Regions from separate parts of the Homo sapiens genome. Here region 1 is linked to region 2. The links are chromatin loops, found by intact Hi-C in ENCODE. Cell type or tissue: adrenal gland. All regions are shown on one strand. Each heading gives the region's core, and the rest is flanking DNA. Links, peaks and the distances in the headings are about the cores only. Region 1 has its middle 160 kb from the start of HERPUD2. Region 2 overlaps LOC101928421 (a long non-coding RNA gene).

Region 1 (15,914 bases), core at 5,201-13,200, 88 kb after region 2:
GGACACTCGGTGTGATGTAATCAGCCCCGCCTCTATGGTTCTCACAGGCTGCATACTCTCCTCACCTGGGGAGATGGACTCCGTGGGATGCCTGGACCCTCCCTCTACTTAGAGTCTCTGAGGGTGGAGGTTGGTTTTTCTAAGCTCTTCAGGGGATTCTGATGTGTATCCAGGGCTGAGGACCCCTGTGAGAGGCCCTGGTCAGGATGCTCCCTGGAGTTGTCCTGCAGCTCCCTTTGCCTCTAATGCTGCAGGTTTTTCTGCAGGTTCTTTCTCCTGATGTTTCTTTCTGAAGTGGCATCATTCATCTTGGGTAATACCTGAAGTTCATAGCCTCATGCCAAGGAAATTAAGGATGCAGACACACAAGGAGTGAGTTTAACAGTGGAGGTTTAATAAGCAAGAGAAAGAGAAAAAGCCCTCTCTCCTGCAGAGAGAGAGGGGCTCCTGAGTGGTCTTCTGGTTTCGTGGTGAAATGCACAGGGTTTTATAGATGAGCTTGAGGAGGCAGCATCTGATTTAAGCAGGGCCCAAAGATTAATTGGACCAGGTGTGCCATTTACATAGTACATGAAGAAGCTGGCCACCCCACCCTAATCTTTTATTATGCACATGGGTTCTCTATCTGGCCAGTGCCATGTTGCCTGTTCCTTTACTCTTCACATGGTTGGCATGGAAAAGGGAAGATGGAACCTCCGTGTTGAGCATACTTGGCCCCCAGGTAGCCTTTTTCTGTTGGCACAGCTGCCGACATTCACCCATGTGAGCTTCTAGTTTGCTTTTCTCTGTCTGCAGCTTGATTTTTCAGGCAGCTCTTTGTTAGAAAAGAAATGATTTGGGGACTGCTTTTTATTAAAAGGGAAACCTTGCTGAGGACTCTCTTACCCTCACTAACTGCCTAAATAATTTCTTTCTAGCTCCTGTGTAATTTCCCCTCAGCTGGTGGTTTGCTCAGCAGAGGCCTCTCTGGCTTGATGGTTTACCCTTTGAATGCAGCAATATCCACACTGTATTCCCAGAAACACTAGAGTCCCCTGAGATGTTAAGAGAAGTTCTAAGAGAGAGAAAGAGAGAAGAACACTTTTTTATTTTAAGTTTGTTAGGTACCTTGCAGAGTCAGCGGGCAGGCTAGAGATCAAAGCCTGCTCAGAAAATAGACAGGAACCAAGGAGGCCAGAGTGGTAGGAACAACAGCAAGGCCACTACCTAGCTAGGAAGCATCACCACGCTGGGCCTGGGACATTTGATGTCACCACCATGGCAGACAGGATGAAGTTTAAACCATCCCTGAATCTGGTTTTCACTTGCTTAAGAGTCAAAGTCCAGGGCAGGTGCACTGAACCGGCTGAGCTTGGGTCACACGTTGGTGCCCCATGTATTGGTAAGAGCTGTGGTGTGGCTCTAAAATTTCCTCTGGTGTCCTTATTTGTGTATTTTTTGTTGTCTTTGTGTTTCCCTAGAGAATTCTCCTTGGATAAGATCTGAGACATGCAGCTCTTTCTGTTGTAGTTCCTCGCTATGGTGCAGGAGCTCAGGGGATGTGGTGGTGAGGTGCAGGGAGGGGAGTGTGCTGTAGACAATTAGGTCTCAGTCTTTCAGTGAGCCTGTGCCCTGGGCTGTGACCCTCACAAGTGCTTCTCCCTGCACACCCCCACCGCTCCCATATATGATGCAGACAGGCTAGAGGGGGCTGGAGTTGGGTATCTCTCTTACCCTAGGTCGACTGGGCTTTGGTAAAACCCTAGTCAATTATTCTGTGGTAAGATAGTTTATCTTACCAGACCTGTTAAGAAGAACAGAATGATCTGGTATGCTTCAAAATATCTCCTCTTTTCCTCTCCCTGTTGGGAGCATGAGGGGATTTTTTCCCCTAGCTTCACTATCAGAACGTGGTAGGGCTCCCAGAGGTAAAACTAAGTGTGGGAGCCTCCCTGAGGCTGGGCCCCTTGGGGTTTTTAATCTCTCAGGCTTGTCCACCCTGAGCCCCCAGCAATTCATCAACTACAGTTCAGGTTTCCCTACCCTGGCACTGGTTTGTGTAGAGGTTTGTCCCTGTGATCCTCCTGTATCCTCCTGGATCCTCCTGGATCCTCCTGGATCCTCCTGGATCCATCTGTATCCTCCTGTCTGTTTCTGCAAACCTCAGGACAGTAGTTTGCCCTGTGACCTCAGTTCTCTGGTGGGATCTAAGAAGAGTTGTTGATTTTCAGTTAGTTCAGCTTTTTTCTTGTGTGGAGAGGAGTGATGACTTTTAAACTCTTAACATGCCGAAAGTCACGTAGGGATTTTGTAAGACGTTTAGATTCATGGTATTTTCTATCACGCAAATCACTTCCTAGGACATTGTATTAAAAATTCTGTCAAGATGGATGGGTGAGATTTGTGTATTTGATCAAGCAGATACTTCCAGGAGGGCTGAAATGGGATATGTTGAGCAAGGCTGGCGTTTCTAAAGTCTGGTGCCCTGTGTGCTGCCTAGGAGAGATGGTAAAAACCTTTGCCAAATACTTGGAGGCAAGGTTGTCTCTGATAGGGGTGAGAGTGAGGTGGGGCAGGGATAGAGTTTGTTGGGGAGCAGATTGATGTCTCCTGGGTTGGAGGCAGGAGGCATCGGTTCTAACTCTTCCCCCTCCTTTTCTCTATCTCTTCCTCCCTTTCTTTCAATTGCCACATTCAGAGATGTTCTGAAAAATAGCTCTGGGGTGGGGTGTGGTAAATAAGTGTTAGAAATGAGGAAATCTCACTGGCTGTCTTGCTTTTAAACAGGGTCTCCTAAGCCAATGGTGCAGACTCCAAGAGTAGAATGCTTATTGTAGAATATAGCTCATATATGTCCTGAAAAAGGCCCAAGGAAAAAAAGTTACTTAAAAAATATATATGTTTTACTTTTTTTGAGAAGGTAATGTATTCACACAGTTCAAAGTTCAAAAATTCTAAGTACAACACTGAAATTTCTTCTTTCTTTCTCTGAAAGTCTGCTTAGTTCTTGCTCTCTTAAACAAGTTACTACTATTGTTTGTTTCTGGTATACCCTTCCAAGGTTGTTTTTGAAATGCATCTCCAAGCCAATACAGAGAGTATTTTCCTCCCCTTTTACAAGTGGTTGTTGATAACTACTTCGGTTCTGTACTTTGCTTTTTCACTCAACAATATCACTCTTCAGAGCTCGGAATGCAGTTTTTGCCCACAAAAACGTGGGTTCTTTGGCTTGAAGCATGTATATATATATATATATGATTGGCTTGAATCATATATACCTTTATAGTATATATCTTTTAAAAATTGCAATATTAGTACATATTCATTGAAAAAAATATAAAATATAAAATCAGTTCTAATCCTATAATCTAGTGATAACCAGCATTAATTTTTTGGTTTATATTCTTCTAGACTTTGTCTTAAGGATGTGTGTATATTTTTTTTTCTATAAAAATGAAATCATATGTGACATATTGCTTATAGCTAATTTTAGGAAATATCCTTGTTTATTTCCTTAGAGTAAGTTCTTTGAAGTAAACTTCCTTAATGAGTGGGTATGCACTTTGCAAAGGTGTTTAATGCATATTTCCAAGTTGTTCTATGGGAAAGTTGTACCACCAGTGGAAAAAGGGAGGTTCTTTACCCAGGAATCTGCACAAATACTGCCATCTTACAAAAACATAAACAAACTTAAACATTGTCAGTGTAATGGTCCAGTGAATCTCATTTTAATTGGTGTCTTGGTGATTCTCAGGCAACTTTAGCATTCTGCATATGTTTAGGGCCATTTATGTTTATTCTTTTTTTTTTTTTTTTTTTTTTTTTTGAGACGGAGTCTCGCTCTGTCGCCCAGGCTGGAGGGCAGTGGCATGATCTCGGCTCACTGCAAGCTCTGCTTCCCAGGTTCATGCCATTCTTCTGCCTCAGCCTCCCAAGTAGCTGGGACCACAGGTGCCCACCACCACACCCGGCTAATTTTTTTGTATTTATAGTAGAGACGGCATTTCACCATGTTAGCCAGGATGGTCTTGATCTCCTGACCTCATGATCCGCCTGAATTGGCCTCCCAAAGTGCTGGTATTACAGGCATGAGCCACCACGCGTGGCCTATTTATGTTTATTCTTTTGTGGATTGCTTTTTCATCTTACTTTCTTGTTTTTCTGTTGGGATGTTCTTCTTTCTCTGATTAATTTGAATTGATCAATCAGATTATCAATTAATTTGAATTTATTAAGTGATTAATTTTGCTCCCTGGTTAATTCAGGCCCTGCAGACAGACATTATATTCATTCCTCCCATTTTGCTTGCAGGGCCCTGGCTGTGAGGGTGGCGAGCAGAGCTAACCTGTGCTCCTTTGGCCAATTCACTTGTATTTGGCTTGTTTTCAAGGTTCCTGTGATACCCCATGATCTATTGAGATGAACACTGCATAGGATGGTAGGAATCAGGAATCAGAAAGTGTAAACTCTGTGTTAAGAAATATTTCTTTAGTAGAAAATCAAATTCTCAAAATAAAACTCCTCCCCCTAAAATTTTAATGTTCGAGATACAAAAAATGCTTGCTTATTAAATGCTGTTACATCCCTGTAATAGATGTTGTAATTATAATATAACTGTGTGACTTCCTGCCACATGTCAGCACAGCTCTGGCATTGCATAGGCTTTTGCTGATGTGGTTCTGGATAGACAGGCCAGACTTGGAGTCGTGTCCTACCACTTACCAGTTATGTGACCTCAAATTAGTTACCTGATCTCTCCAAGCCTCAGTTTCTTCCTCTGGAAAATGGAGATGACCATCGGAGCTAACTCATAACAGTATTTCAGGGATTGAATGAGAAAATGAACTTCAAGGCAAATAGTAAACACTGAATTATTATTTCTACTATCTGTTATTATCATTATATTTTACTATAATCATGATCGGTCTGAGATTTCCTCCAGGAAATACGTCCTGAGGTCCAAACAATTTATTCACAAACTCTCTTTGAGAATACAATTGATTGGTTGGCTTTTCATTCCCCGATATATCATTGACGTTCTTTTTTCTTTTTCTTTTTTTGACGGGGTCTTGCTCTGTAGCCCAGGCTGGAGTGCAGTGGTGCAACTTTGGCTCACTGCAGCCTCCACCTTCTGGGCTCAAGCGATTCTCCCGCCTCAGCCCCCCAAGTAGTAGAGGGGACTACAGACATGCGCCGCCATGCCTGGCTAATTTTTGTATTTTTTTTTTGTAGACCTGGGGTTTCACTATGTTGCCCAGGCTACTCTTGAACTCCTGGGCTCAAGTGATTCTCCTGCTGTGGCCTCCCAAAGTGCTGGGATTACAGGCGTGAGTCACTGTGCCAGCTGATGTTCTTTATATTCCCCAAATTGTATTGAATTCTCTTAAACTCTTAAAACCAAGGACATGAAAAACAATGAACACACCAGATCTTGCACACAGAATACTTAAAAATGTCTGCTGAAAGAGAGAAAGCTAGGATGCAAACACTAACAATATAAAAATTGTCATTTGTTCACTAAATGTATATTGAGTGAAAGAATGGATGTTGTCCTGTCTTGGATTCTTCCCTCAGAGGGAAGCCTGGGCGACAGAGCAAGACTCCGTCTTGGATAAAAAACAAAGAAACAAAAAACAAAAAAACCAAAAAGCTAGATATCATCTTGGTATCTCCTCCCTTGTGGTTCATTTAAGCAGCCTCCCTGTTCTTACTTTCCAGTGAGGCGTTTACGGCCATAATCATTGGGAAAAGAGGCCCATGGGGATTTCTGCGTCACTAATGTGGATCCACAGACCAAGAAAGTGGAAAGCCATGCCACGAAGGGTGGCAGCAGAAGCAGCTGCCATGCTGTTTCTGGCTGAATAAACCAGACTTAAAAGCTGGAACTTGATAGAGCCCCTGTAGTTGAGTGTTATTGAATATTCAATTATTTATTAGATTTACCATCGCCACGCACAGGACCAGTGCCATCCTGAAGATGTCAGAGCCACCCACACTTCACAAAGTGAGGGGAAAAGTGGTGCCGTGGGTTAGAGTTTCTGTGGGACTCTAGTCTGGTACTGGACCCCCTGAAAAGAAGGTTCTGGCATCACGGTTGTTTGAGGAAAAGGCACCTGCCCCAACCCCCTCACAGGGCTCTGAATACACATTAGCTTTGAAAGACGAGAATCCCCACCATCAGGGCCTCTGTGGATGTCTGTTCACTGTGATTACCTCCTCACCTTTATCTGCTGATAGAAGCCCACGTTTGACGCACATTTATTAACATCCCAAGACAGTGCTGTTCCCAGAATACCTTTGGCAAATGATGTTTTTGGCCATTCAGTCTATTCATCTGTGTAGAAAGAACCTTGCTTTCATATTATCGGGCCTGGTTTCAACAAACAGACATATACTGAATCTCTACCGTGTCAGCCACTGAGTGATGTGCAGAGTGTAGGGGATGGGACAGAGGGTGTGAGGGGCTCTGTCTGGTGGGAGCTCCCTGGAGGGAGGTGTTGTAAGTACAGTGTACTGGTGAGGCAGGTGCTATAATGGACAGGCAGGGTATATAGAGTAGTAGCTAGGAGTACAGGCTTTGCCATCAGAAACCCCTGGGTTCAAATCCCAGCCCCGCTTCTTCACAGCTGTGAGCTGTGACTCATCCCCTTTGTCTTCCTTTGTGAAATGTGGGTGATCTCCCTTTTACAGTTGCTCTGAGATGAGGGAGAGGACATGGTTAAAGCACTTCCACAAGGTTCAACTCAGAGCAGGTACCCCATAAACATGGCTATTATTCTTGTGGAATGCCACAGCAACTGTGGGGTAGAAGATGAACAAAACCCAACCTGGAATGTTCAACCCTGGCAGGGCTTATGTTGGCCAAGTAAGAACATGAACATGTGCCATGAAGGTGCCCAAAGAACCTCCAACAGGGTGATCTGGCCCTTTAAGGAGGTCGGGGAGGGCTTCCCCAAGGAGATGTGACCAGGCGGACAGAGGAGGGAAGAGCATTTCAGGCTGAGGGCTCAGAGTGTACTAGACTCTTTGGAGGTGAAACCGAGGGTCCGAGCGGAGGTGGGTGGGCTGGAGAGCAGAAGAAAAGAGGCCGTGGAGTGAGGGAGGGGCTGGGAGGCAAGACCAGACCAGGAAGGGCCGCGGGGGTGGCTTTGGTTTCTGTCAGAGCAATGAAAGCCATGCGAAGGTTTCAGCAGAAAGCTTTGTTTGAATTTTACTACAGGGTGCTGTGGGAGGAAGGAGAGGTTGGGGGGGCCACCATGCTGTGCAGGGGCGAGCCAGGGAAGATGTCTTGGAGGCGCTGGCCTTGAAGATTGAGGGCAAATCTAGGGAAAGAGCATTCCAGTCTCTCTAGCCTCAACAGAGAACCACAGCACAGCAAAAGCTTGTTCCTCTGCCTGGATTCAAGCTGTCTGTTCCCACGGAGGGAGTATGTGCTGACTGGTTGGAATCGCAGTTCACCTTCCTATGGAAAGGATGGCTGTCAAGCAGTGACTTCTAAGGCAAGTTCTGAGAGCCTAGGCTTGGGTGGATGGTTGCCTGATGGTTCTCATTGTAGGAGAGGGCCGCATGGCATAGAGCAGGGAGCTTCCACCTTCCGGAACAACAGCTCGGCAACGTGTTGGCCCATTGGCAATTGGTCATTAGTAATTGCTAAAGGACCAACGGTTTGTGGACAATTCACTTGTCTTATAAATTAGCACATAGGCAAAGATTGCTGTATGATAATTGCACCCATGCACATGTGTTTCCCCTTCATCGTTCCAGAATAAGGGGTAAAGAGGGTGAAATGAGAAGTTCAGGGATGTGCATGATTTGCAGATTTTTAGACTTGCGGAGGCCTCAGGGAGCAATCTTACTGCTGAAACCTTATTTAGTTGTGTCAACTGCAGTTAGGGCTTGTGATTTCTGATACTGCTGGAAGTTTTATTTTCTTTTCAATTGTAACCTAGGGATACATTTTTCATAAGATGAAAGGAGGGCACAGCTGGTGGCCGAGGGAGGGAGCAGACCATCTGCCTGCAACTGTGGCTCTGGTCTGGGAAGGTCCTGTCCCTTGTGTTGCAGCCCACACACAGTTGAGAACCAAGGTGCTCCGTAGGGGCCCCAGGACTGGTGATTAGGAGGCTGAGCTCCTGGCCCATTTCTGCCCTATCCTTAAACAAACCACTTGTGCTCTCCAGGGCTCATGGACTCCGCAGAGGTTGTGTGAGGCCGCACTATAGACGCGCGAGTCGGTAAAAGGGCCATTGCCGCGCTGCCAGCACTAGGTGGCGCCAGTGCCCAGATGATCCGCACTGGCGGCGCGTGGTACCGCCCAGCGCTAAGGGCTGAGTCCGGATCAGTAAAACGAGCAGTCCTTAGCGTGAAGTTCGATAGGTGTCTGTCGCGGTGGTCTCTGCCTTCGGTCTGTCCCCTCCCCAGACCCCCCGCGTGCTCCCACTTCCCCTACACCCCGCACCTCTCATATGTTCCAGGCAGGGATGCGGCTCACCCGGCAATGCTCTGCCCCGGGGGGTGCTCGAGTCCTATCCCCCAACTCCGCCCCCCCGCCCCCCGCCCCGCCCTGCCGCGGGCCCAGAGTCAGCCTGGGCGGTCCTGAAAGCAGGTCCCCAGTCCGCACTTCTTTCTCCTTCGGGGTTTGGGTGTGTCTGTGGGCTTTGTTTTCCAGGTGTGTCTCAGTCCTCCAGTTCAGAAGGCGGTGGCTGGGAGGAAATGACCTTGGCCTTCTGGGGGTTCACTTGGCCTAGGGCCCTTAACATATCCTGCAGGTCCCCGGCTGTCATGTGCCCCTTATCGGAGTGACATGGGCAGGTTAGCCAGCCTCCTTGGGCCTTGTTTGGGGCCAGACTACATCTACTTTGCGGTGAGGATTTACTGAGGCAGCCTGTAAAAGGCCCCTTCCCAGTGCCTAGTTCAGAGCAGAGATCAATGAGTATCATTCATTCACTCACTCATTCACTCATGCCAGGATATGAGCAGTTCCCACCCTTACTCCGGGGTGTGCAGGGAAGGTGCCACCCACTAGACTTTCCTTTGGTGGCCTGGGAGAGTCTGACATCTCACGGGAGAGAGCGGCTCTGCTTCCTTCTCCACAGTTTGGGAAGGTGCTGCCGAGGCCTTAGCTGCCACGACGTCGTGTTTGGCTTGGCAATAGGGAGGATTTCTTGTCCTGGACTTGGCTTCTCTTCTGATTTCAGTCATGGGTTTGGGCCGTGCAGCCACTGGGAGCAGCGCCCTGTTGTCTAGAAGGTTGTTCTGTGTCCCATCTCCCACTGGCACACAGGCAGTCACTGCGGCAGGTCAAAGGGCCAGGGCCAGAGTCCCCAGGTTGCTGTGGCCTAACTATGAGAGTGTGCTCAATGCGAGGGATGGCTGACCTTTTAGACTGATTGGTTTCAGAACTGCAAATAATAGGAGTGATTCATGACCCTCTAGTGGACTCTGCTATCTGTAACTAGAACGTGGATTTGGGTAGGAGGAGCCCTTGGTTGGTGAAATAGAATCAAGCTCCTGTGTGTCTTGGGGTGGAGGTTGGAGGGGAGCCCCTGGCTGGTGCTGTCAGTCCTTGGTGGGCCTCAGAACTTGGCCCACCCAGTGGTGTCTCCAAACAGAAATGGAAACCCAGCTTCTTGCCTGGACTCTTTACCCTTACATTGGAGAGGCCCCCTGGGGGCCCAGCAGGGGAGATGGGTACAACCAGACCCACCACTCAAGACCATGGTGTCCCCATATGCTGTGAGGATTAGAAGAGATGGTACTTGGGATGGCTTCCGACCAGGTGCATGGTGTATAGGAGCTAATCAAGCAGCTCCCGGCTCCCTTCCCCTTCTCCCTTCAGCGCTGCTCTAGTGAGACGGATGGAGGCCACAGAATCCTTTCTTCCCCTGGAGAGGGCCTGGGGACATCTGCACCTGATGGTCAAAAGTATGTTCTCACAGGTTTCCTAGAGGGAGCCTTGGTCTGGGAGGTACTGGGCCTTCACCTCACTCCTGGTGTGTTTGTTTCCTGGCAAAGTGACTGCAGGGAGGTCACAGGGCCCTTGCGGGCCTTGGTTTGGGCTGACTGCTGCCTTATGGGTCCCAAATTCCTTGCCAGCTGCAAGAATGCATGATGAAAGGAAAGGCTGCCCCATGCTGCGTGATGGCATGACTGGGGGTGGCGCCGCACAGCCCAATCTCCCTGTGGGGTAAAGAAAATCACTCTCACCCCTGCTGAGCTTCAGTCCTTGCAGGCAGAGTAAGGAGACAGCCCATCACGAAGGACACCTGCATCTCAGCTTGCCAGCTCGGAACACACAGGTGAGAATCAGTGCAGGACACCTGTTGTCAACTCTGGGTGTGCATTAGAATTATCCAGAAAGGTTTTCTAAAAATTTTTGACTGGCCATGGTGGCTGACACCTGTATTCCCAGCACTTTGGGAGGCCGAGGGAGGTGGATCACCTGAGGTCAGGAGTTCGAGACCAGCCTGCCCAACATTGCAAAACCCCATCTCTACTAAACACACAAAAAAATTAGCCAGTCGTGGTGGCGTGCGCCTGTAATCCCAGCTACTCAGGAGGCTGAGGCAGGAGAATCGCTTGAACCTGGGAGGCGGAGCTTGCAGTGAGCCGAGATGGTGCCACTGCACTCCAGCCTGGGTGACAAGAGTGAAACTCCATCTCAAAACAAACAAACAAAAAACAAGCAAAACAAAACTTTCTATGCCCGGGCACCTGAGATCTGTTAAATCATGATCACTGGAGTGGGGCCATAATTTTTAACCTACCCTGGAGGGTTTTAATGAATAGCCAATGGTGAGACCCACCTTGGAGCCCCATCTCTGCTTGCAAATACCATGTATTTAATGCCACAGGTCCCCTTGCTTTCCACATCCCCTGGGAAGGGCTCTTCACCCTTTCTCACCACTCAGAGTTGCCTCACCTAGTGTATCTATTATACTCAATGGATCTGATCTGTTGGAGCACACTCACACCTTTTTGTAGTGTAGCACTTTAGGCCTTTTAGAAAGTAGTTATTTTTCATTAAAAATAAAAATTGTGTATATTTATGGTATACCACTTGATATTTCAAAATATGTATACATTGTCCACTATAGGATGCTATACAGCTACAAACAAGAACAAAATCATGTCCTTTGCAGCAACATGGATGCAGCTAGAGGCTATTATCCTAAGTGAACTAATGCAGAAACAGAAAACCAAATACCGCATGTTCTCACTCATAAGCTAAACATTGGGCACACATGGTGTATTAGTCTGTTCTCACACTGCTACAAAGAATTACCTGAGACTGGGTAATTTATGAAGAAAAGTTTTTTTTTTTTTTTTTTTTTTCTGGGACGGAGTTTCACTCTTCTTGCCTACGCTGGAGTGCAATGCAAGATCTCGGCTCACTGCAACCTCCGCCTCCTGGGTTCAAGAGATTTTCCTGCCTCAGCTTCCCGAGTAGCTGAGATTACAGGTGCCCATCACCATGCTTAGCTAATTTTTTTTTTGTATTTTTAGTAGAGACGGGGTTTCACCATGTTGGCCAGGCCAGTCTTGAATTCCTGACCTCAGGTGATCTGCCTGCCTCGTCCTCCCAAAGTGCTGAGATTACAGGCGTGAGCCACTGCACCCGGCCAGTAAAGAAGTTTAATTGACTCACAGTTCCACAGGCTTAACAGGGAGCATGACTGGGAGGCCTCAGTGACTGTAAGAGTCATGGCAGAGGATGAAAGTAAAGCAAGCGCATCTTCACGTGGTGGCAGGAGAAAGACAGAACAAAGGGGGAAGTGCCTCACACTTTCAAAAAACCAGATCTTGTGAAATCTCATTCACTATCATGAGATCAGCAAGGGGAAGTCTGCCACCACTATTCAGTCACCTCCCATCAGGCCCCTCTCCTGACACGTGGGATTACAATTTGAGATGAGATTTGGGTGGGGACACAGAGCCAAACCATATCACAAGGACATAAAGATGAGAACAACAAACACTGGAGTACAAAACAGGGGAGATGGGGGGCAGGCAAGGGTTGGAAAACAACCCATTGATACTATGCTCACTACCTGGGTGATGGGATCAATTATACTCCAAATCTCAGCATCACACAATATACCTTTGTAACAAACCTGCATGTGTACCTCCTGAAGCTAGACTGTAACCTAAAAAATAAAATATGTATACATTGTGAAATGGCTTAATAAAGCTAATTAACATAGGCATTGCCTCACATACTCCTTTTTTAGTGGTGAGAATACTTACAATCTACTCTCTCAGCAATTTTTAAGTATACAATGCATTGTTATTAACCGCAGTCACCATGCTGTGTTTGGCCTTGCTCCTGGCAGTGTGCTGCTGCTGGACTGGGAATAACCTGGGAGCTGGCTATTCTGCGCCCTTTCCCCCATTCAGAATCAGTGTTTTAAAAGATCACCAGATGATTCATAGGCATATTAAAGTCTAAGAAGCACTGGTTTAAAAAACAGATCTTTCTTCTTTCTCTCTCACGTTTTTTTTTTTTTTTTAGTGAAAAATTTCAAACGCATGGTGGAGCTGAAAGGATTTTTACAGTGAATATCCCCAAGCAATTCCTTTAGCCCCAGCCCAGCCTTTGTAGTGGGCAGAGTTCTGGAGGAGGCCCATTGAAGGCAGCTGCAGGCAGTGCTTCTCTGCAATGCCTATCACAGGTCCTGGTTCAGGAATTCTGGGATCTGGGTGACTATGTGTGTATCAGGGCAACTCCTGCTAAATGCATACTTTTATGATCTATGCAACTCACTTCCATTGCAGAAGGTGGCCTATGCCGTTCTCTTCTTTGCAGCTCCGGTAGTCTGATGAGTGTGCTTTCCATCTTTGAATCTCCAGGTCTCTACCAATGCCTGGCACATAGTAGGTAATCAAAATATATTTCTTGAAATGACTCTCTATCCCCCTGATTCCAGGGGCATGAGTAATTGATTCCAGGAGCAGAAAAGTTAATTAGTTTCCCCAATAACAGTTAATACAAATTTGGTGAACTGGAGAGAAACGGAAATTGACTAAATCAAGATAATTTTGTCTTCCTAATGAGCTGTCTGTGCCTTCATTTTCTAAGGGAAGCTGGCAGGTATCGCCCTTCCTGGCAGATTCAATCTTTATCAGAACATCAAAGGCAAGTGGAGGCATTGTGCTTCGACTTTGGGTTTGCAGATGAAGAAAACAGCTCCCTTTACCACTACTGGTCTCATGTTATATTTTACTGGGGTCATATTAGGGAAGGATGGAGGATGAAGAATCCTGTGAAGGACTCTTCTCCACAATCCACCTCCTTTCCATTCCTCCTTCCACCCCGCACGGGGGAGATGAATGGGCTGTGGTTATTCCGAGAATTGTCCTTGGCACAATGGCTGTCCCTCTGACCCCAGCCATGAAGAGATGTCCTCTGCTTGAAGTCTTTTTCATCCTCTAGAGCCCATAGCACTTGTCATCTTCTCCAGAAATCATCCTGCAAATCCCCACTCCCGCCTGCCAGATCCTATTTGTTCCCCTCTCCCTGGGGCTGCAATGACGTCCTCTACTTTCCTCTCACGTCTTCCCAGTCTGCATGCAATCAGTGCTCGTCGTCTGTGCTACTTGTTCCAGAGTCAGAGCTGCTGAAGGCAGGGGGAACATCTTTTTTCTCTCCAGGTTTGGAAAAGGGCAAATGTGGTCCTACCACCTTCCCACCTTCCATAAGTGTCCGATGTGCTCCCTCCTCACTTACCTGAATCTCAGGCACCTTGGAACTTGCTGGATTGCCTCCCACAACCCCCGGCAGCAGCTAAGTGCTCATCTTGTTCTTCCTTAAACCCACCATCCACACTTGGCATTTCCTGGATGGAGCTTTTGCTCATTTCACACAAACTCGTTTACAAAAATGTCATAATAATTGTGGCCATTGAAAAGAGATTCTGACAGAGACAAAAGCCTCTGAGATGCGGTTTATGGAAGGGCACCCCCCTTTCACCACGTAGAGCACCCAGGTCGACCACTCACCCTCTTCTCTACATAATAGTCTAGGTGTGGCTGGATAACTGGGGATATATTTCCTAACATAGGTATCAGGCTGCTCTGTTTTGTTTTATTATATACATAGTTTCTATAAATTATAGGTGTGTATTTCCCTCCATACCCCATATAAATACACTAAGGGTGGATAAAGACAATTACAAATCTGCCAACTAGATCTGTGCAGGCAAGAAGTGCACTAAGAATGGGCAGGCGAGATCGGCCCACAGGCTACTGTGGCTACAAGGCTACAGTGGTAGAGGGAGCTGCAGTACAATGCAGTGAGGGGGGACACTGGCCAGAAACCCTAAGAAGGATGACTTGATTTTCCTTCTTTTAAATTTAAAATTTGTGTGGGTACATAGTCTGTGTATACATTTATGGGGTACATGAGATATTTTGATACAGGTAGGTAATGCATAATAATCACATAAGGGAAAACGGGGTGTCCATTCCCTCAAGCATTTATCTTTTCTGTTACAAACAATCCAATTATACCCTTTTAGTTATTTAAAATGTACAATTAAATTATTTTTGAGTATCATCATTCCATTGTGTTAGCAAATACCATGTCTTATTCTTTCTAACTACTTTTTTGTGCCCATTAACCATCCCCACTTCCTTCTCCCCACTCCCCACTACCCTTCCCAGCCTCTGGTCACCATCCTTCTACTGTCTATATTCATGAGTACAATTGTGTTAATTTTTTGCTTCCACAAATAAGTGAGAATATGTGAAGAACATTTGTCTTTCTGTGCCTGGCTTATTTCACTTCACATAATGGCCTTGACTTGGCCTTCTTGATCCCCCATCTCCTGGCAGGTGAAGCCTCTGGTTTACCCCCTAATTATAATGCAATGCTAGTAGGACCTAGTAAAGAAAATAGCAGAGCAGGGTAGGGTGTGATGTGGAGAGGGCAGAGGCTGGGGAGGAGTAAGGAGGAGGAAGCAGGTGGAGGAAAAAGGGAACCGAACCTGTTCGTTGATGTGAGCAAGGCGTCCCCTCATGTCTTTGAGTCTTGGCCAGAGTGCTGCTGCTTTTCAGGCCCCTGTGGAGTCAGGGTTCTCAGAATAAAGTGAAAAGAGTCCCTGCTGCAGGACTCAGCTAGGGAGTGAGGAGTGGGGCTGGGAATGGTCCTGCTGGTAGGGTCGAGTGAGGCCTTGCATGCTGCTTGGTCTGTGAATCCTGGCCAGGGTTTGGGGAAGCAGAGAGCCAACAACATTCAGTTATGTTTTCCTTATCTCCCTGCATGTTCTCATTTCCCTTCCTCCTAGTCCAACAAGTAGCTGTCTCTGTGTCCATTGTTTCAGGGAGATTCGTGGCAGGGAGGGAAGTGATCAGCAATTCTTTTAGACTTGTATTCTAAAAGTCCCTGTCCTTAGGGAACGGCAGAGGGGCTGAAAGATGATGGCGAGGAGTCTTGTGGGAAGCTTCTTGCGGCATTGGTGGTGGCGGTCTGGGGGCAGGCCTCCGGGGCGGCTCCCCTGGGCTCTTGTGGAAGCCCCAGGAAGAATGTCTGCCTTCCACGCTACTTGACCCAAATGCCTACAGGACCCTCGCATCAGTGGGCAGAGGGGCCCGCAGCACCCCTGCTTGCCTGCTGGTTCTTCCCACATGGGTGCTACAGGTGATGCTGTTATACACCATCCAGATCTCCCTTCCCACTGAAGGATGGACTCCTCGGGTGCTGGGGGTGCTGGGGGTGCTGCTGGATACTGCCGTCAGCTGAAGAAATCTTCCTGGTTCAAGGTCACACTCCTTTCCAGGGACAGCTGTATCCAATGACAGGTGGGTACAAGAGTATGAATCCCAGGATCCTTTCCCCACAACTAAAGGGCCACGTAGCTTCCCAGCTCTCTGTGGGTGGGCTGAGGCTATGGTTGAGACTGCATAGTAGCACAGCTTCTCTCTCTGCTCAGTTCTGC
Region 2 (15,914 bases), core at 1,033-9,032:
TAAGTCTTTGTCAAGAACTACAGCCCAATGTGAGCTGTGTTTTGGATGATTCAGGGAGGGACTGTGTCCATACTGGGGCCAGATGGTACCTAGGTGGCTGGGGTAATCCAAACACTGGTCTCAAGGCCAGATTGTGACTAGTAACAACCAGGATATATGTTTCTGGAATATAAACACTTCTAGGACTTCTTACATTATTATACATTACCATAAAGACTAGACCTACAGTGAGAGGGTCAGATTTATGTTAGATAGGTAAAAGAAAAGGGTGATCTGGAGGGCTGGAGAATTGGAGACATTCACATCATACTTTGGTGACATAATTAGATGCCACAGCTCACCAGTATTGTAACTATTTTCCTTGGCTCTTTCTACCATCGCTATTGAAATTAGGCTTTTCAAATTAGTGGCAGGAAAGGCCATATTTGGAGCTTCAAATACACAGTCCCAGTGGCAGTTCTTGCCTCTGTGTTTTTTTGTTGTTGTTGTTTGCTTGTTTGTTTTGAGACGGAGTCTCACTCTATCGCCCAGGCTGGAGTGCAGTGGCACTATTTCGGCTCACTGCAACCTCTGCCTCAGCCTCCCAAGTAGCTGGGATTACAAGCGCCTGCCAACACGCCCAGCTAATTTTTGTATTTTTAATAGAGATGGGGTTTCACCATTTTGGCCAGGCTGGTCCTGAACTCCTGACCTCCTGATCCACCTGCCTCGGCCTCCCAAAGTGCTGGGATTACAGGCGTGAGCCACTGCGTCCGGCCTTGCCTCACCGTTAAAAGACTACAATATGACGTGATACATCAGCTTTTTCGAAGTCCAGTGTACGTCAGACCCTGAGGCCTGCAGTATCTGGAATGGTGTTGCTGGATGTGCAAAACTGCCAGGCTCTGGCTTGTGGTGTTCTCATCTACCAGATCATTCCTGGGAGGCCCAATTTGGCCAGCTGGCTCACCTCTGCCGGTGGTATTGCTAGCATTGCACATTGGAACTGCAGCTTGGGAAAGTGATAGAAACCAAACACATGGTGGGTACAAAGCAAGTTTGTTGTATTTTATCCACATTAGTATTTTGGATGTTTCAATATTTAAACATTTCAAAAAGCAAAATCAATGATAATACTTCTTGAATGTGTTGTGAACAATGCAAGCCTTTTATTAAAAATTATGGAATATTCGAAAGAAATGTTTTTCTTACAAGAGAGCAGAGAATAATTACTCAGGGTTCCTGTGTCAAAGCCTCTAGGGCCCCTTTACTGTCCAGAATTCTTAGTAAGTGGAAAACCTTTCCCAAGCACAATGAAGTCTCAACCCTGATACGGGCAGGACAGCAAAAGACCTGTCTCCTCTTTCCAGAGCAAACCCCAGTGGTTGCACCTGTCCTCCCATTACACTTTGGGGATAAACCCTGGAGGCCATAGTGTAGGGGACCAGTTTCATGGGTCTTGTTGCCAAAGCTTACTTTTTTGATCCTACTGCTAAATTCTGACCCTTCCTCCAATTGATCTGCTTTCCAAAAAGAGCATACCAACACCTGCACAAACCATTTGATGTGGTGCAGTAAGCTGTTTCATCCAAGTGTTCCAAAGCCATAGGATGAGCAAGGGGGAAAAACTTAGACCTGTATAGGATCTTCCCCCAGGTAGTTACTCTTTCACAGGGGGTGCATGGGAGACAGGCTGCTGTTGTGCCATCCTTTCCATTACATAATGATAACAACTGTTACTTGGAATGCTTTAATGCTTGATGTTATTTATGTTTAAATATTTGCTGTATTCCTGGCTCTGTGCTAAATGCTATGCCTGCATCTTAAAAAATCCTTAAAATAACTCAAGGTAGGTACCATTGTTGCTTCCATTCTCCAGATGGGACACTAAGACTTTAAGAAGTTAAATAGCTCACCTGAAAACACACAGCTAGTAAGTAACACAATGGAGACTTGAACCCAAGTCTATTCTACTCTAGACCATGGACTCCAAGATTAATTAATTATGCAAATAAGGAATGTGGAGAGTTCAGCCTTGAGCAAAGGGAGATTAGCTTGTTTTGCACCAACTCTTCTGCTGAGGAAAGGACAAAAGCCAGAATATACATACCTATTCAGGGATCAGAGGGCTGTTGAGAAAGCAAGGGCTAATATTCGAGAGACCTACATTTGATACTGTTCGTTTCCCCCTCAAGGGACTTGCTAATTCAAGGGCAGGGGCTGAGAAACTGAACAGAATTTGTAGAAGACTAATGCAGACCAAAAATTAGAGTTGGGGTCCAAGTAGAAGCAGCCCTGGAAAACACCCCAGACTTTCTCGTGGGACCCCAAAGAGCTACTCTTTGATTAAAGGTGAATTGGTTATGGGCCTGTCCTCACAAGGACTGAAGCCCAGCCTCAGATCTAGTGGATAGCCAGAAGCAAAAACAAAGCCCCTCTGAAGGAGGACATGGTCTAATTTCTCAAATTTTCTCTATTAATTGTTTTCAAAGTCTGCTTAAGAAATAGGAATGCAAAAACACAAGATTCGACCAACAATGAGAAAGTGAACAATAGAAACAGACCTCCAGGAAATTCACGTAGTTAACATTATCTGACCGGTGTCTTACAATAACTATGATTAAAATGTTCATGAATTAAATGACCAAATGGAACAACTTCAGGAGAGAACTGGACACTATGTTTAAAATTCTAGAATTGAAAAATAATATAACAATTTAAGAAATCAGTAGATGGCTCTGATAGACACAACTTAAGAGATAGGTAATGAAATGAAAGATAAGAAAATATCCAGACTGGTGCTGGGGGTAAATAGGAAGACAACTATTCGAAGAGTTAATGGTTAAGGTTGTTCCCAAATTAATGAAAGACATTAAGCCACATAAATAAGAAATGCTGTTGACCTCTAAGCAGGATAAGTTACAATGAAAGTTATACTTAATTACTTCATAGTAAAACTACTGGAAAACAAAGACTAATTTTAAAAGTAGCCAGAGGAAAAATATATATTACTTTCAAAGGAGCAACAGCAAGCCTTGAGAGGGAATTTTCAGCAGAAGTAATGATAGTGGAAAATGGAATGGTGTTTTCAAAGAGCTTCAAGAAAATAATAGTCAACCTAGAAGACTATGAGGCAAAAATATCCTTCCAAAGACACGTCCAGACAAAGGAAAATAGAATTTGCCACCAATGAAAAGTACCAAAAGTATGAAAGGAAAGTACTAAAGGGTGTTGTTGGAGCAGAAGGAAAATGATCACTGACCACAGCTGGAGGTGCAGAAAGGCATTGAAAGGCAATGGAAAGGGTAAGTATGTGTATAAAACTAAATAAATATTGAATGTGTGAAACAACTTTTTACTTTCTGGGGTCTTAAATATATAAAGAACTAAAATACATCACCAAGAGAAGCACGTTAAGTGTGGAGGGAGGTAAATGTAGGGGTCCCCAACATTTCTGGCACCAGAGACCAGTTTTGTGGAAGATAATTTTTTCCCAGACAGTGGGTGGAGGGGTGGAGGGATTGGGAGCATGGTGTTGGGATGACACTGTCCCACCTTAAATCATCAGGCATTAGATTCTCATAAGGAGTGCACAACCTAGATCCCTCACATGCACAGTTCACAATAGGGTTAGCGCTCCTATGAGAATCTAATGCTGCTGTTGGTCTGACAGGAGGTGGAGCTCAGGCGGTAATGCTTGCTGGCTTGCCACCCATCTCTTGCTGTGCAGCCCAGTTCCTGACAGGCCACTGACCAGTACTGGTTCACAGCCTGGGGACTGTGGACCCCTGGGTAAATGGAATTAAAGTATTCTGAAGTCCTTGAATTGTCTTGAAAGTGAAAATGGTGGAGGCACTGATTTATATTAGAAATTAATAAATCAGGGGTACATGTTTCAGTTTCTACGGTATTTTGTAAAAGAATAAGAGTATGTAAAACTAACAAGATAACAGAAGGAGAATATGAAATAAAATAATCCAAAGGAAGGCAAAAAGAAAAAAAGGCGCATAGAACAGATGGGAACAAATAGAAAACAAACACCCACATGCATCAATCTCTACATCAAGCATATGTGGACTAAATATTCCAATTCAAAGGCAATATTATTATCACCCTGGATAAAGAACAAATATAATTCTCTGAGACTTAAAAACAACATACCTTAAACAAGGATACAGAAAGATGGAAAGTAAAAGGATGGAAAAAGGACTATCATGCAAGTATTAACCAAAAGGAAGCTGGTGTATTTAGTACACGAAGTGAACTTTCAGGTATTACCAGAGTATGAAGGATATTTCATAATGATAAAGGGCTTGCTTTACCAGTACTATACCGATGGCTGAGGTATTTGGGCTGTCTGTGAGGCTCAGATGGGCTGCCTGTGGCCCTGCCTCACCTTGGAGATGGCCCAGGAAGCTAACTGAGACTTGGAGTTGGTCGAAGAGGAGCCAGACTCTAAATATTTGAAGATTGTGTGCGTATGTGTGTGTGTGTTTAGGGGAAAACATGAGAGGTAGAGTACTATTCAAAAGGACAAGAAGTGGAACATTTTCTTTTATAAATCAAATAAATGGTGGCTCTGAGCCTTCCCCCACCTCCTGCCTTTTTTGGGTCCAGATTGCTAAGAAATGTTATTAATGATAGCTCACACTTACGACATTATTGCCTTCTAAGTGCTTTGTAGGTATTAATTTATTTAATCCTCACAACAGCCTTAGGAGACAGGCATCATCACTACCATCGCCATTTTACAGATGGAAAAACCAGCAACCATCAGAGCTGGTATTCAAAATAAGCCAATTCAGATTCCGAGTCCCGGCTCCTAACCATGGAGTGGCCTCAGGGTTTTATAGTTTGTCCGGCTCTTTGGATGAACATCACACCTCATGGAGGAGAGTCCCTTCCATTTTAACGGCTCCAGGTTGTCATGGAAATCCTCTGTATACAAGAGGGTAAGGAGGAGGATGAGAAGCAATACATGCTTATTGGGACTTTCTATCATCCCAGGACTTATCCAGGTACATTATAACAATGTTGAATACAGTATTAGTCCCATTTTAACTATGAGGAAAATAAGGTTTGGACTGTCAGAGACAGAGCAAGACACATTGGTAAGGGCAGACAAGGGATTCATCTGACTCCAATGCCTCTTCCTTGGTAAACCAGACTGGCTTGTCACACCGTGAAATTAGAGTCAACTTGTTAAATCTTGACAGGTTGCTAAATTATTAATTACACCCCCAGGAGCTGTGACTGGAGCAGCAGGGATGCTATGGCTGCACTGTACTATTTTTAGCACTAGATGGTGCTGTAACACTGCACATCTCTTCCGCGGTGGCCCTTGGAGGAAGGTTACTTCAGGGCTTGGAGACCCTGGAGGGAAGGATGCTACCTTACCAGAGCGTGAAAAAAACATGGAAGACAGGATACTCTCGGGCCCTGAGAAAGCTGGAGACTGTAGCCACCAGGTGGCTCCAGGATGTGCAGTACTGGCGTCTGGGTTTTGCTCACACAACCGTGAACTCCTGGTCCCACCGAGCCCTAGCGAGTGGATTGGAGCACACACCCACCCACCTCCTCAGAGCTCCTACGAGTAGAGGAGGTACCTAGGCACGTGGGAGCTTGGCGCCTTGTTAGGTGCTCAGGATACTGGTTGTCCGGAATCCCAGTGAGGTGCAGTCCCGCCCTTGTGCCACTTTCCCATGCGCTTCCTGCCCCTCTGGGGGCTGCAGAGGCTGCAGAGTTGTCCAGCTTGAGAAACTGTATCAAGGTTGCTCCCTGACGGCCTGGCAACTCGCTGAAGAGCTGCCTTCAGTTCAGAACAGTTTTAGGGAGATTGTCATAAACTCAATGAGTTTAAATGATTTTACACTGACTCTTCAAAAATGTCAAGGTCATGAAAGACAAAGGCCGAGGAACTGCCCCAGACTGGAGGAGGCGGGAGACATGGCAGCTGTGAATGCACCGTGGGTCCTGAACCAGAAAAAGGAGCTCAGTGGGACGATTGGTAACTTTTTGATGCAATCTGTCGGTGAGCTAATAGTATTGCTTCGATGTTAATTTCTTGGTTTTGATCACTGTACTATAACTATGCAGAGTGTTAACATTTGGGGAAGCTGGGTAAAGGGTATGTGGGAATTCTTTGTGCTATTTTTGCAACTTTTCTCATCAAGTTGGAAATTATTTCAAAATTGAAAGCTAATAAAAATTACAAAAATGTTCTTAACATTATTATGGAATATTTCAAACATATAGAAAAATATAGAGAATAAGCCTGGCCACTTTTACAGGTGGCTCAAAGGTACTGTTGGCACCAGACAGAGGAATGAAGTTCCTGTAGGAGTTAAGCATTGAGCTCTGCTGTCTCGCTTTCTGTGTCCAGAGGTGGCTCCTGGTAGTTGAATTAGACCATTACATTTTGGGCAAGAGCTATTTAAATTTTTGGCAGCCTCTACTTTAGAATAAATCAGCAGACAATCCACCTCTATGGCCATAGTATTTGCTTAGTAAGATAACACCTTATTCCAACGCCCTACTTAGCAATTCTCTTGGGAGACTTTTTTTTTTTCCAGACCTTGTCTTTTATTACAGGGATCTAATCATTACTGTCTAAAACAAAAACATATAGATAAAGATGGCCCCAATTGCTTAATGCTGCTTTTGATATTTTTCTTTAACTTCTTTAACTTTCAAAAATGAACTTTTAATTTTAGAACAGTTTTAGAGTTTCAGAAAAATTGCAAAGATGATACAGAGTTACCATATTCTCTGCAGCCAGTTCCCCCTATATTATCAGCTTACCTTAGTAGGGGATATTTGTTGCAATTAATGGACCATTATTGATACATCATGATTAACTGAAGTCCATACTTTATTTGGATTTCCTTAGTCTATCTAATGTCTCTTTTCTGTTCCAGAATCCCCTCCAGGATTCCAAGATATCACATTAAATTTAGATGTCATGTCTATTTATGCTACTCTAGGGTGTGACAATTTCTCAGATTTCTTTGTTTTTGATGTCCTTGATATTTTTGAGGAGTATGGGTGGAGTATTTTTATAGGATGTCTCTTGATTTGGGATTTGTCTGATATTTTTCTCATGATTAAACTGGGGCTATGTGTTTTTAGGAGGAAGACAACAGGGGTAATGTGCCATTTTCGTCATATCATATCAAGAATACATAGTATCTCTGGGCATGGTGGCAGTCCATAAAAATTAGCTGGGTGTGGTGGCAGGCTGCTCAGGAGGCTGAGGCAGGGGAATTGCTTGAACCCAGGAGGCAGAGGCTGCAGTAGGCCAAGACTGTGCCACTGCACTCCAGCCTGGGTGACACAGCGAGACTCCATCTCAAAAAAGAAACACATGATATTGACCTTCACCACCTGGCCACCTGGTAGTATTTGTCAGGTTTCCCCACTGTAAAGTAATTCCCACCTGCCTTCCACACTGAGCTCTTTGGAAGGAAGTCACTGTGTGCAGCCAAGAAGGAGCAGGGAGTTATGCCTCACTGCTTTGAGGATGGAGTATCTACGTAAATTATTTGGAATTCTTCTCTATGGAGGGATTTATCTCTTGCCTCCCAATTATTTATTTATTCAATCCATTTATTTGTGTTAGTATAGACTCATGGATATTTATTTTATACATTGGGTTTTAATCCAATATGACTTTATTTTATTGCTAAAATTGTTTCAGCTTTGGCCATTGGGAGCTCTTTCAGGTGGCTCCTATGTTCCTATTTAATTGCTGTATAATAATTGTACATATTAATGTGGTACATGTGTCATTTTGATCCGAGCATATAATGTGTACTCAAATCAGGGTAATTGGGATATCCATCACCTCAAATTTATCATTTCTGTGTGTTGGGAACATTCCAAATCTTCCTTTCTTGCTATTTTGAAATACACAGTAAGTTCTTGTTAACTATAGTCATTGTACTGTGCTATCAAACACGAGAACTTATTTCTTTTATCTAACTGTATTTTTGTACCCATTAACCAACTTCTCTTCCTGCCTCCCCCTCACCCTTTCCTGGCCTCTGGTAACCACCAATCTACTATCTTCTTGAGATCCACTTTTTAGCTCTCCCATGAGAGTGAGAACATGTGATATTTGTGTTTCTGTGCCTGATTTATTTCATTTAACATAATGTCTTCCTGTTTCATTCATGTTGCTGCAAGTGACAAGATTTCATTCCTTTTCATGGCTGAATAGTACTTTATTGTGTCTATATGCCACATTTTTTAATCCATTCATCTGTTGATGGATACTTAGGTTGATTCTACATTTTTGCTATTGTGAATAGTGCTGCAGTAAATATGGGAGTGCAGATATCTCTGGTATACTGGTTTCCTTTCTTTTGGATAGATACCCAGTAGCAGGATTCCTGGATCATATGGTGGCTCTATTTTTAGCTTTCTGAGGAACCTCCACACTGTTTTCCATAGTGGTTATACTAATTTATATTTTCACCTATGTGTACAAGCTTGCCCTTTCTTCATGGCCTCAAGCATGTTATTTTCTGTCTTTTTGATCATAGCCATTTTAACTGGAGTGAGATGATATCTCATTGTGGTTTTGATCTGCATTTCCATGCTAATTAGTGATGTTGTGTTCCTTTGATATATCCCCATCATTGAGACTTTTCTTTTGAGCACTTGCTTATTTCCTGGCATAATAAGATGTTCCAGGCTCATCTTGTATATTTTCTGCTCCAGTGCTAGAATCAGCCATTTCTCCAATGAGCTTTTGGGAGATATTTGCTTTCTTGATTACAGTTAGGATTTTCTCATAAGGGAAGTTTGTTGATGGCCTGCAAACAAATAGTAAAATAGTATGTGATGTCATGAAAATTAATTGTATTTTTCCTTCTAGATTTTGCATATAGAAGACGGTAATTTTAAAAACAGTGAAAGAAGAAATGTATCTGAGAATTCAATCAGTCAATAGACTTTAGAGTGAGTATGATTTTTGTGTGCTCAAAGGCATCTTTTCAGTTTGGCTTTGTAAGGTTTCATTTTTTTTTTGGTAGGAAAATATAAATAAAAGAGGAAGGAGCAGGGGAAGTGGAAAGTCACCTGCAGGACCAGCCATACCCGCTGTCGCTGCCCTCATGGCCTAAGGTGTCTATAATAGCGTCAGTTTTCTTTTTTTTTCCTTTTTTTTTTTTTTTTTTTTGGTTTTTTTTTGAGATGGTGTCTTTCTCTGTTGCCCAGGCTGGAGTGCAGTGGCATAATCCCAGCTCACTGCAACCTCCGCCTCCTGGGTTGAAGTGAGTCTCCTGCCATGGGCTCCTGAGTAGCTGGGATTACAGGTGTACACCACGATGCCCAGGGAATTTTTGTATTTATAATAGAGACGGGGTTTCACCATGTTGGCCAGGCTGGTCTCGAACTCCTGATCTCAGGTAATCCACCTGCCTCAGCCTCCCAAAGTGCTGGGATTACAGGCGTGAGCCACCGCGCCCGGCCAGCATCAGTTTTCTTTGTGCATCTTTTCCACAATCCTCTCACTGCAGATGTTTTCAGTCTTTCCCTCTGCTTGGTATACTTTTCTCTACTTATAGCTTCTTAGTAACCGCTGCCTGTTATGATCCTTCATCCTCCCATTTCTGCCTCATGTCTTGGTTCTATGCATTTTTCCAGTTTCAGCCCTGTTGTTGACTGCTGGATTCCTATCTGTGTTTCCAAGTTAAAATTCTCAAAAGAAGGAACCTGACTGTCTCAACACAAAGTTTCTTGCTAGACAATATCATGTGTCAAAAGTCAGCATATTGACGGGTTGCCTGGGCTTAGTGTCAACGCAGTTCCATCACCTGCTGCCTGAGAGTGAGGTGGGATCAGTTGCCAGGCTCATTTGGTCCTGCCCCTTCAGCAGAGGCTTTAGCATCAGTTGTCTTTAGAAGAGGCTGTGGGTACCAAGGCTGGCCTTCTGCTTCGTGGCTTGGTGGGGAGGAACAGAGCAAGAGTAGTTAGAGATCCCTGAATAGGATCAGGAGTGCCCAGTACTAATAAAGCCAATATTTGTACAACACTCTAACATTTGCTAAGCACTATAAAGTCATGATCTCATTTTGTGCATACCTGGGAAACACTTATTCTACTATAGTGTGATTGCCTCTTTCCTTGGGTCTCTCTTACAAGCAGACCACAGGGACCCTGAAGGCAGGAACTATGTCCTGTTATTGTGATATCCTTAGCACCAACTCTACAGATAATATTCTAGAAATATTTATTAAATGTAAGAATTAAACAATAACATGTCTTCAAGGTGGACAGCTGTTATTACTGTTTTACAACTGAGGAAACTGAGTTTCAGTTAAGTAATGAGAAGTAATTTGAATAAAAGACTGGGTTCCTTGTAGCCCAGTCCTTTTACAAAGTTGTGTTCAGAGAGAAGTGTTTGACTCTCTCTTTTTTCCTGTCATCCTGTACTTCCCGCCATTTTTCTTTCCCATGCCAGTCACTGCTGGGGCTTCTGGGCCCTCTGGGTACTCTGAACCCCTCTAGAATGACGAAGAGTCCTCGCTTACTCCTGTCAAAGGGCAGAGGGCAACAGTCCCTTGGTAATACTTTAGCCACCTTCGCTTGTTTTTTTGTGAGAAACCTCCACAGAATAAAAGTCTTCCACCTAATTAAATTGGCTGATATCTGGTAGATTTATAATGGAAATAGAATCTTCATATCCTAGGCTGGAATAAGGGTTAGAGGCAGATCTGAGGTGGATCGGGGATGCTGTTTCAGTTCTAAATACGATGAGTTGGAGGCAAAAGGGAGGAACAGCGGAAGACAGACTTCCAGGAGGAGGGGTCCAGGTTTGGATGCTGGACTGGAACCTGAGAGATGGATTGTATAGGGCACGGATGTGGAGGTTTCAGAGAAGTAGCAACTAAAATTGGTGCCACAGATGAGGTAACTGGTAAGTAATTTAAAAGATTATTATTCAATGTCAAAACCATCATGATAATTATGGATTAAAACGGAAAATTAGCATGTGTAATTAAGTCACACACAAAGACCTCAGAGAACTTTAGTTTTTGCCGGAGGGCATTTTGTACCCCAGACTCTTAGGAAAACATAATCACATGCTTCTCTGTTAGGCATGCGTGTGTGTGTGTGTGTGTGTGTGCGTGTGTGTGTGTGTGTAGATATATACTTGCTTCCCTTTGCTGTCATTTTCTTGTTTTGTGCCCACTAAACTGTGTCCTTACTTTTTCTCCATAGTGCCCACCAGGTTACCTTGTTCATGGAGGGCATCCATATGTGGAAAGATGCTCATTGCAGCTTTACTAATAGTAGTGAAAAATGAAAAACAATATAAAGTATCTTTAAAAAGGGCATGGTATGGTAAAATAGGATGTATCCACTCTGTATTAGTCCATTTTCAGATTGCTACAAGGAAATACCCGAGACTGGGTAATTTATAAAGAAAAGAGATTTAATTGACTCACAGTTCTGCATGCCTGGGGAGGCCTCAGGAAACTTACAATCATGGTGGAAGGCACCTCTTCACAGGGCAGCAGGAGAGACAATGAGAGCCAGCAGGGGAAATGCCAGACACTTATAAAACCATCAGATCTCGTGAGAACTCACTATCATGAGAACAGCATGGGGAAACCACCCCATGATTCAATTACTTCCCACTGGGTCCCTCCCACAACACATGGGGATTATGGGGATTATAATCCAAGATGAGATTTGGGTGGGGACACAGCCAAACCATAGTACACTCAATGGAATGTCATGCTGCCATTCTATGATGGTTGTAAAAAACATGTTGCAAACTCAAAAATGCCTATGTATTTTCTCAAAAAACGTACCTGTCACGCACCATTTCTTAAGAAGCTGCTGGACGGTATGTTTCTGGCAGAAAGAATGACAATAGAAAAGGCCGTCAGGACTCCAGACATTGGAGTTATGAGTTACAACTTTAAAATAATGAAAGCTCCCTATGTTCAAAGAATAACAAATGATAAAGAGTAAACCAAGGAATAAAGAGCTGGGGGCACTGGAATCTGGAGATTCAAAGCAGGAGAGAGGTGAAGGAAACCCATAGGCTGATGATGAAGGGAGCTCCCAGGCTGGTGGCCAACAGTGGAGCTGGAAGGCAGCCTCTGTGAGTTGAGGGCCATCATCGCAAGATCCCTGCTGTCTTAGTACTGTCTGTGAGACCCGAGGAAGAATGCCTGGGGGAGGCTGGTCCTGTTTCTTCTCTTGGCTCAGTGCTATTAAAGCTACTGCTCTCCCCTTGATGCTTGGGTTAGCTCTGAACTCCTCCTGAGGGCTGACAGAGGAGCGCTGTGAATTTAGAAGAAAATGCCGAGCAGCCTCCTCCCTCCGAAGCTCTTTCTGACAGGTGTCTAGTAGGTGGTTCAAATTATAGTTCTGTCTGATGCTCCAGATGTGTTAATTTATGGTTTCCATGACTTAGCCATAACCTTGCCTGCAGACATCCCTAGAAAGGGCTCTCATAGATTCTCAGGGAAGCGGAAGCCAGCCTGTGATGCCCATTTTTCCACCTTCTCTTCTGTTGGGAACCCTTGTAGAATAGCGTTGATATTTTCCTTCTCTTACACAGACTTGTGCTTCCTAGGCAATTTTTACAACACTATTTAAAGAAAAGCAAGGGAGTGACTAACACAGAAGGCAGGAAGGGGTTATCTGTCGGGGATAAGGACACTGTGGCAGAGGCAATGTGTGATGGACAGTATTGTTCAGACATAAAGGAGGCCACATTTCCAACCCCCTTTAGAGTTAAGTCGAGGCCGTGTGGCAGCTCTTACCAAAGAAGGCAGAGATGTGTCACTCCTTGAGAAAGGCAGTTAAAAGCAGATGTAAGTTCTCTGTGTCCTCTCTTATTTATTCTACTTAACTAAAAGCAAAAATTCCAAGGTGGTGAAATGATGAGTCTTAAATTACTGTTAAGACTCTTAACAGTCCTAAATTTGTTCCAGAGCTTGTGTTTCAATGGGGCCAGAGCCAGGGTCTTAAATTACTGTTGGAGGTGGCAAGGACAGCTCCTGAGCCTGCATGGACCGTGATGTGAGAGGGACATCAATGTATGTGTGTGTGTGTTTTACATCAATGACATTTTGAGATCTGTCTGTAGCTGCTGTGATACACTAATGCAGGCACAAGAGGGGCTGCTAATGTGGTCATAATATTCTATTTCTTAAACTGGATAGTGGGTACATGGGTGTTAATTTTATTATTATTATTATTATTTTGAGACAAAGTCTTGCTCTATCACCCAGGCTGGAGTGCAGTGGCACAATCTTGGCTCACTGCAACCTCTGCCTTCTGGGTTCAAGTGATTATCCTGTCTCAGCCTCCTGAGTAGCTGAGATTACAGGCATGTGTCAACACGCCCGGCTTATTTTTGCATTTTTAGTAGACACGGGGTTTCTCCAAGTTGGCCAGGCTGGTCTTGAACACCTGACCTCAGGTGATCTGCCCACCCTGGGCCTCCCAAAGTGCTGGGATTACAGGTGTGAACCACTGTGCCCGGCCATTATTATTCTTTAAACCATATAATTTTTATATACTTTTCTGTATGTACTGTACATTTCATAATAAATATTTAAAGTCAGTCTCTTATGTACATTGTGACCACCTGAAACTGCAAGTTCATTGATCTTTTTCACTTTGGTCCAGCTGACAGTATATGTGGGAACATAAAGTCGAACAGTGTTTTGGAAAAGCTATTTCACAGCATATCTCAAAAACCTAAGTATTCTCCTTTATCCAGCAGTTCCACTTAGAAGAGCTGAATCTAAGGAAATAATCCTAAATATCAGAAAAGCTTTTTACATAAGGACGCTTATTGCACCATTATTAACAGTAGTTAAAAAATGGAAGGAAAAGACCATGGTTTATTGAAATAGAGTGTATCGACTCGATGGAGTGCCATGCAATATTTCTAATTGATGTTTGTAGAAACAATGTTATAACCTCAAAAATGTACATGACAGATGAGCAAGAACAGGATACAGGATTGTGTCTCTTGGGTGATTATAGCTATGTAAAAAATGTATGAAACAAAGAACTCTGTGCCTGACATCTGCAAAGCCTGTCCTATGCCTAACTGTTCTTTGAATCATTACTTTAAAATACAGTAATTTAGGCATAATCCAGTGTATATACTTTATGTCTAGGAGGAAAAATTCAAACGTGTTTGAAGTTGTATATGAGATTCTTTTCTTCTTCCAGATTAGGCTTTTAAATTCAAACATAGATTTAATAAATCTGACTTGGTTCAGCAATACAGTTGGAACAATTGAACACATTTGTATGTGAGGATGGAGGAGGGAAGAATGAAAAGGAGGGATTGGGAAGGGGATGGGGACAAAGTTCATAGAAGCACAGTGGCTAGACCTGTAACTCATGGCAGTGGCCAGCTATTTGTCCAATGAGCAGGAAATGGCCTCTAAAGTTTCTCCATTGTGTCTATGACCTTGCATTTCAGCATCTGAAAAGAAAACACAAGAGGTTCGGTTGGTGCAATGTTCCTTTCTTCCCAGGACTTTCTGGTCTTCAAGGCTTTCTCATGAGACAGAAGACTGATGGATGTAGAAGTTTCTAAGAGGACAGGTAAGTCTGTCTTCCCCAGATCCTCCTCTTTCCCACTGAAAGACCAAACCACCATGGTCAGTTCAAGCCTTCACTGTTCATTGTTTCCTCTCCAGTTACGCTGCCATGTTTTGAAGCAGGAAGACGTTACCACTTCTCAAAGGTCTTTAATTGCCTGACCACTGCTTCTCTTTGGAAGGCTGTCAGGGTGATGGAATCTCAGATCACAGCACAGATAAAATGGACAAAGAAAGAAAGATACAAGAAGGATGTAAAAATGTCCATAATGAACTCATGTATCTTGCGGAAACCTCTAATCTAATGAGAATGGATTTTGTTGAGAAGATTGTACACCAACAATTAATTATTCATGGCAGAGACATCATTAAGATTTCATTTTGTTTAAAGGCCTCTAAGTGACTTAGGAAATTAGGTTAAGCTAGAGAAGAATTTCAAGAAAGAGACAAGGGAAAGCTTTTCGTTATATTGACTTTTTCTAATATTTTCCAGATAGATATTTTGACTTGGTACATAAATTATACTCTGACTAAAAATCTCCAATGATTTGTCTGAGTAAGAGTCTTCACATGGGTGGATCATATACCAGTGTGGTCAGATGGAAGCAGATGGACAGAGATTTGTGAAAGGATTAGGAGGTTCATTCCAGAATTCTATAATAATTCAATTTGGCTTTTTGGTTAGGAATGTAGTGAGGAGTCTCCTTGAAATGACAATGGGATTTGTGCAACCTGTGACATTTTGCACTCAAGGATCCTTTTCCCAGTGCCCTATGGGATGTGAGCACCTGTTCACTTACAGTACATGTAAGATAAGACACTTTTAATAAAAACTCTGGAGACCTGGTGTAGTATAGGCCCTATGCCTGCTTATCTTAAAGACAAACACCAGAAACTGGTGTCACGTTGTGAGTTCAATGTGAGATTGATTCAAAACATAAAGCTAGAGATCTAGTGTAAATTTTCAGAGGGATATTGATTACAGGATCAATTTCTATGGGCAATTAATGCAGGGGTTTGGTTTATGTTTGAATTCCAAGCACCCAGTGGTATTCAAAAATAGCATCCAATTTTACATAAAATGTAAAATTACATTTTGTGTTCGATTTGGGCACCCTGTCATGATTTACAATAAAGGTTTGGGCTTTTGTTTTCTTGTTCCTTCATTAGAAAGGTTAGAACTTGCCTTTCCTCCATGATCACTATTCCAGTGTCCCGGGTGCTTGGGATTCAAAACTAAACTAAAATTTCTTAGTGGTTGAGAAATGTTAAGGTTGAAATAGTAGATCAGGCCATGTCTGCATGGAGAACATCACAGCAACTGAGAACTGCAATAGAAGAGGCTTG

Evidence for each region. Hi-C counts contacts between places; a loop is a spot of excess contacts. Peaks named below come from ENCODE experiments on the same cell type or tissue, not always from the same donor. Only the 100,000 strongest peaks of a DNase experiment are listed, where the experiment ranks them.
Region 1: a loop joins it to region 2, with 3 times the contacts of the local background. A loop is called at or near these places in 27 of 110 quality-filtered maps.

The regions. Positions count from the first base shown.
Region 1 is chr7:35,529,938-35,545,851 of GRCh38, reverse strand. No RefSeq gene overlaps it. Among named protein-coding and RNA genes, the nearest start is that of HERPUD2, 160 kb to the left of the region's middle. RefSeq lists a silencer at 8,240-8,309. In adrenal gland, for the core only: CTCF peaks have their summits at 8,043 and 8,243 (motif pointing right); a DNase peak (open chromatin) is centred at 8,291; H3K4me3 peaks cover 510 bases.
Region 2 is chr7:35,614,135-35,630,048 of GRCh38, reverse strand. It overlaps LOC101928421 (a long non-coding RNA gene), which reads left to right. Exons shown (of 5, transcript XR_007060285.1): 1 at 1-8,940; 2 at 14,447-14,571. Among named protein-coding and RNA genes, the nearest start is that of HERPUD2, 73 kb to the left of the region's middle. In adrenal gland, for the core only: CTCF peaks have their summits at 5,087 and 5,288 (motif pointing right); a DNase peak (open chromatin) is centred at 5,408; H3K4me3 peaks cover 409 bases; H3K27ac peaks cover 465 bases.